Linked DNA regions of Homo sapiens: region 1 is linked to region 2. The links are chromatin loops, found by intact Hi-C in ENCODE. Cell type or tissue: CD4-positive, alpha-beta T cell. All regions are shown on one strand. Links, peaks and the distances in the headings refer to the core of each region. The heading gives the core; the rest is flanking DNA.

The links. Hi-C counts contacts between places; a loop is a spot of excess contacts. Peaks named below come from ENCODE experiments on the same cell type or tissue, not always from the same donor. Only the 100,000 strongest peaks of a DNase experiment are listed, where the experiment ranks them.
Region 1: a loop joins it to region 2, with 11 times the contacts of the local background. A loop is called at or near these places in 7 of 110 quality-filtered maps.

What each region holds. Positions count from the first base shown.
Region 1 is chr11:11,030,985-11,033,908 of GRCh38, forward strand. No RefSeq gene overlaps it. Among named protein-coding and RNA genes, the nearest start is that of LINC02752, 83 kb to the right of the region's middle. In CD4-positive, alpha-beta T cell, for the core only: no CTCF peak of the experiment used is centred there; no DNase peak of the experiment used is centred there.
Region 2 is chr11:11,205,982-11,208,905 of GRCh38, forward strand. No RefSeq gene overlaps it. Among named protein-coding and RNA genes, the nearest start is that of LINC02752, 92 kb to the left of the region's middle. In CD4-positive, alpha-beta T cell, for the core only: no CTCF peak of the experiment used is centred there; a DNase peak (open chromatin) is centred at 1,660.

The DNA.
Region 1 (2,924 bases), core at 319-2,818, 170 kb before region 2:
GATGGAGTTTCACTCTTGTCCAGGCTGGAGTGCAATGGCATGATCTTGGCTCACTACAACCTCCACCTCCCAGGTTCAAGTGATTCTCCTGCCTTAGCCTCCCAAGTAGCTGGGATTACAGGCACGCACTACCACGCCAGGCTAAGTTTTGTATTTTTAGTAGAGACGGGATTTCACCACGTTGGCCAGGCTGGTCTCAAGCTCCTGACCTCAGGTGATCTGCCCGCCTTGGCCTCCCAAATTTCTGGGATTACAGGTGTAAGCCACTGCGCCTGGCCTTCAATGAGTTTTAAGTCATTATTATTGCTATGTATTTTGATGTTCACATTGACCCAGATTTGGCCAGGAGAAGCCCCTTCAAACTGGCCTTTATGTTTTTTGATGTGCTGCTTCTTCTTCATTTTTTTTTTAAGCACTTTTTTACTTTTAAGATATCCCAGGTCCTTCTTGGCTCAAACTTGCAATCAGCCATTTCTTCAAGAAACCCTCAAATTATTGTAAGAAACAATGTTTAGAAGACCTGGGCCGGCATGGTGGCTCATGCCTGTAATCCCAACACTTTGGGAGGCCAAGGTGGCCAGATTGCTTGAGCTTCGGAGTTCAAGACCAGCCTAGGCAATGTGGCATATCCCATTTCTACAAAAAATACCAAAATTAGCTGGGTGTGGTGTGCCTGTAGTCCCAGCTAGTGGGAGGCTGATTATATCTGTAAATCCAGCACTTTTGGAGGCCGAGGTGGGTGGATCACCTGAGGTCAGGAGTTTGAGACCAGCCCATCTACCCTGTAGGGAACCATTCTCATTAGTTTCTGGCTTATCTTTTCTCAATTTCCTTTCACAACTAAGTAAGCAAATACATGTAATTTTCTTATTTCCTCTTCCTACACAAAAGGTAGAATATTACGTATACTCTTTTGCACTTTGCTTCTTCACTTACAAGATATTTCCTGGAAATCACTCCACATTGCTTCATCTTCATTCTCTTTTACCACTGCATAGCACTGCATTGTGTGGATATAATTTAGTTTATTCAATAAATCTATCTATGAGCATTTAGGTTATTACCAATATTTTGCAATGACAGATAATACTGCAGTGAATAAACTTGTACATATATAATTTTGTATTTCTGCAGGCTTATTTTTAGAGTAAATTCCTAGAAGTGGGATTTCTGGAACAAAAGGTAAATGCATATATAGTGTTGTTAAATACTGCCAAATTCCTTCCCATAAGGCTGTATCATTTTGCATTCCTACCAGCAATGTGTAAGAGTGTCTGTTTCTCCTCAGCCTTGCCAACATAGAGTGTTGCCAAGTTCTAAAATTTTTGCTTATTATTCATAGGTGATAAATGTCATTTCACTGTAGTTTTAATTTGCATTTTTCTTATAATGAATTGAACAACTTCTCATAAGTGTTTAGGGGCATTTTATATCTTTTTTAGGTAAATTGTTTGTTCGTGACTTTTGCTCATTCTTTTTTATTTCTTTTCCTTTTTCTTTTTTAGAGATGGAGTCTATCTATGTCATCTAGGCTGGTCTCAAGCTCCTAAGCTCAAGCAATCCCTCCCGTCTCAGGTACTCCTCATAAGCAGCTGGGACTACACGCATGTTCTACCATACTTGGCTTTATTCATTTTTCTATCAGGTGTTTTTGCCTCTGTTTTTGGCCCTCACTTTTTTTTTTTTTTGAGGCGGACTCTCCCTCTGTCTCCCAGGTTGGAGTGCAGTGGCGCGATCTTGGCTCACTGCAAGCTCTGTCTCTTGGGTTCACGCCATTCTCCTGCCTCAGCCTCCTGAGTAGCTGGGACCACAGGCGCCCACCACCAGGCCCGGCTAATTTTTTTGTATTTTTAGTAGAGACGGGGTTTCACTGTGTTAGCCAGGATGGTCTCGATCTCCTGACCTCATAATCCGCCCGTCTTGGCTTCCCAAAGTGCTGGGATTACAGGCGTGAGCCACCGTGCCCAACCGGCCCTCACTTTTTAAGATTTCCTTGTGTATTATAGACATTAGAACTTCAATTGTGATATATGTTGCAGATATTTTTCTAAAACTTTTGTTTAATACCACTACTTTAACTAGTTAGCAACTAGCTATAAATATGTATGCTTGTGTTAACTGTTAATGAACTCTGTTGCTTACTCCTGTGCCTGTGTGGGAAATGATTATAAACCTCAAATGTCTTTAATTTAGCCTAGATTAAAATTAAATTTAAGTAGACTTTCCAACAAATGGTATTGGAGCAATTGGACACAAAGGCAATAAAAAAATACCCAACTCAATCTAAGTCTCATGTCTTATGCAAAAATTAACTCAAAATGGATCACAGATTTAGATATAAAACATAAAACTATAAAACTTTTAGAAAAAACAAAGAAGAAAATCTTTGGGATCTAGAGCTAGGCAAAAGTGCTCAGACTTGACAACAAAAGCACAATTTGATAGATTAGATCTCATCAAAATTATTAACTTTTGCTCTGTGAAATCTCATGTGAAGAGGATGAAAAAACATCTGTGGACTGGGAAAAGTTATTTGCAAACCACGTATTTGACAAAAGACTAATATCTAGAGTATATAAAGAACTCTCAAAACTCAACAGCAAAAAAGCTAAACTATCCGATTAGAAAATGGGTAGAATGTATAATATCAAAATAATGGCACAACCACTCTGGAAAACAGTTTAACAGTTTTGTTTAAAAAAATGCAACTGCCATACCACCTAGCAGTTACAGGTTCAGGCATTTCTTCCGGAGAAATACTTAACATTTACAGAGAAACCAGTGCACAGATATTTATAGCAGCTTTATTTGTAATAGCTAAAAACTGGAATCAGTCCAGATGTTCTGCAGCAGTTGAATGGTTAAACTATCTGTGGTACATACATATCATGGAATACTACTCAACCATAAAAGGACCGAGCGCA
Region 2 (2,924 bases), core at 321-2,820:
TTTGTAAATAAAATTAAAAGATTATCATCTGTTTAATCTTTTGTCCATAGACAGAAAATGTCAGGAAGGATGGACAATGGTTAACATGGTGGAGGGGGGTTGGTGTTAGAAGGACAGAGGAAAGAAATTTCACTTCCCAGTATAATAATTTTAAAAGATGTGATTGATTTATAAATGATTTTTGATTTTATTGTTTTTAGTGTTTTTCAAATACAACTTAAAAAAAGAATGCATCGCTCCTTGTGGCAGCCAGTATTGTAATCTGGGACACTTGCTATCAGCTCTTGCCTTGAAGTGAGTCCCCTGCTCCCTGCCCTGAGACTGAGGCAGCCTTTGTGCCCTCTTTTGCTGGGAATTATAATCTTAGTGTCCAAGAGCTGGACAGTTAGGGTCAAAGTCTGCAACCTCATTTCTCCAGGTCGCTCCTGATAACTCGATTCCTAGGCTCAACATGAAAGCCTCTCCTTCCTTCCTCAGGCTTTTATTTTTTAAAAAATTGACGAATGAGATGCATTAAACGTAAGTGGTTAAAAACAGGGAGGCAAGGCAGATGCCTCCACTCTCCTCCCTCCCTAGGAAGCCCTGATTTGGTGGCTTCTGAGCTGGATTTGTGGCCAGGGTTCCCGTGTTCGGTTTGCTAGCCCCAGGGCCCTGTTGACTTTCACTGGGCCAGCGTCCATGTATGTCACTGGGAGAGGATGGACTGGGATGTTTTGTTCACCCGCCTTTGGCAGGAAGCAGAGGGTGCCCGAAGCCAAGAGGCTTTCCTTTCCACCAGGCGCTGAAGGTGGCTCACAGGGATGGGAACTCTGAATCCAGAGGATGGACAGTGATATGTGCTGGTCCAAACCAGAAATCCAAGCATGACTGCTGAATAGCAGGACATGTGATTACTGTGGGGTGTTTCCTACCGATTCTTAGACATTTACCATCATTTCCAAAAAGTTTTTCCAAAATCTCAAACTTGCCATTCTTTCAAAAACTTTTTTTTAAAAAGGAATACGTTTGTGGGGGTTTTTTTTTTTCATTTATAGCAAAACTCCAGGGACATCTCCTTGTCAGACAAGGCTCTATTGCTCCTACAAGTAGAGTTCATTATTTTGTCAAAGTGAATTAAAATAGAATGTCACTTACTGAATGTTATATTTCTGGCTGTGACATTGTATATAAAAGGTCCTCTTTAAAAAAAAAAAGAGAAAATCTGAAAGCCTTCGTTGGAAACCCATTTAAGAAAAAGAAATATAGACATTAAAAAATCCCATTTGGGTTTCATAAAATTCCTTTCAAATGTGACAATCTGGTAGAAATCAGGTAGTTTTCAGTTCCCAAAATACAATCTTGATAAAAAATTTATAAAGCTATTTGGAGGAAAGATACTACATAAATTGAGAATAAATCTTATGAGTCCCTTAGAGAAAAGCTGGGAAATTTCCAAAACTAAGTGGCAAACAGTATTTGCTTCCTGCAAATAAATACCCTTTTTACTATTTGGAATGAATCTCTTTCTATATTCCAGCAATTTATGTCTATGGCAGCTAAGGATGACCAGAGACACTGGAGGGTGACAGTTACCAGGACTAGACGCTAAAAAAAAGAGCTGAGTGGTCCCCTGCAGGCCGCATTTGAATACTCCAGGGTCCATATCTTCTGCACCTCAGATTAGTTCCTGAAAAACTGAAAACCATCACCTCCATCTTCTGGTGGCAGGTAGAAATAGACAGATAAATTGAAGAATGTTTTGTCTTCTTTTTTTTGCCAGATAAATTCTTCCCAGAGCAGAGTACTTATGACTATCTGAGAAAAGAATGAATGAGAAATTATGGGAGCTATGGATTCATTCCCACGTGGTTGAACTTAGTGCTTTCCCTCGTTCTTACCATGCACCCACCTCCTTTGCTTGATGAATTCTTACTCAAGTGTTTCTTCTGTCAAGATTCTCCTTCACATCTATGCAGGGATAATCAACTCTGGGCCCCCAAAATACATTGTATAGATCTCTACTGTAGAACCTAAACACTGAAATGCACTTACGGATATAAGTGGTTCTCTAATCCATTAGACTGTGAGTTCCTCAAGAGTAGAATTTTGTTTCATTCAATTCTATGTTCCTAACATTTAGTGTGCCACCTAGCACATAGTAGGTGCAGGAAAATGGTTAGTTAGATGGTTAATAAATGGTTAGTTAGATGGATAGCTGAATGGATGACTGGGTAAATTAAAAAACAAATGAATGAATAAATGAGCAAATAAATAAAAACACAAGTGAATACATGAATTCAAAAGTGGAGAAATAAATATACATGAACAAATGGACCAATGAATAAACCACATGTCTGTTCCCCACAGGTATGTATATATGCATACATATATATTAATACATCCTTCACAACATGTTATTCATTTTAAAGCACTTTCCCCCACATTAAAATTCATTTTTAATATCCTTGGGAAAGGTACCAGTAAATTCCGAGGTAATTCACTAGAGGAGACTCAGGGATCAGAGTAGCATTGTCCACTGGTGGGGGGCAATGTTACATTACCTCTTGGGGATTGACCATGATGGGTTTATTGCTGAAGTCCCCCCACAATCAAGGACGTGCTCCCCATTTCAGCCCTGAACAACTCCTTGGCTTATTGGATTGGAGCCTCTTAAGATAACTATTGAATTCCAACAAGATGGTTCAGAACATGACCATGGCCATCTGTGTATGCACTTAGTCCCTGACATCTGCCTTCCCCCAAGGATAATGAGTTGAGAGGTCCAAGGCCCAAAGATTGCAGGAACTTCAGCTTCAGTGAAGCCTAAATTTACATACCAGAGCATTGTGATTCAGGGAAGTGCACAGGGCACACAAAGTACAGCAGGTCTTGCTCCAAATCCTCGCTCTGGCCCTCCTGTGCTGCATGGCTAGCATGACCTCCGT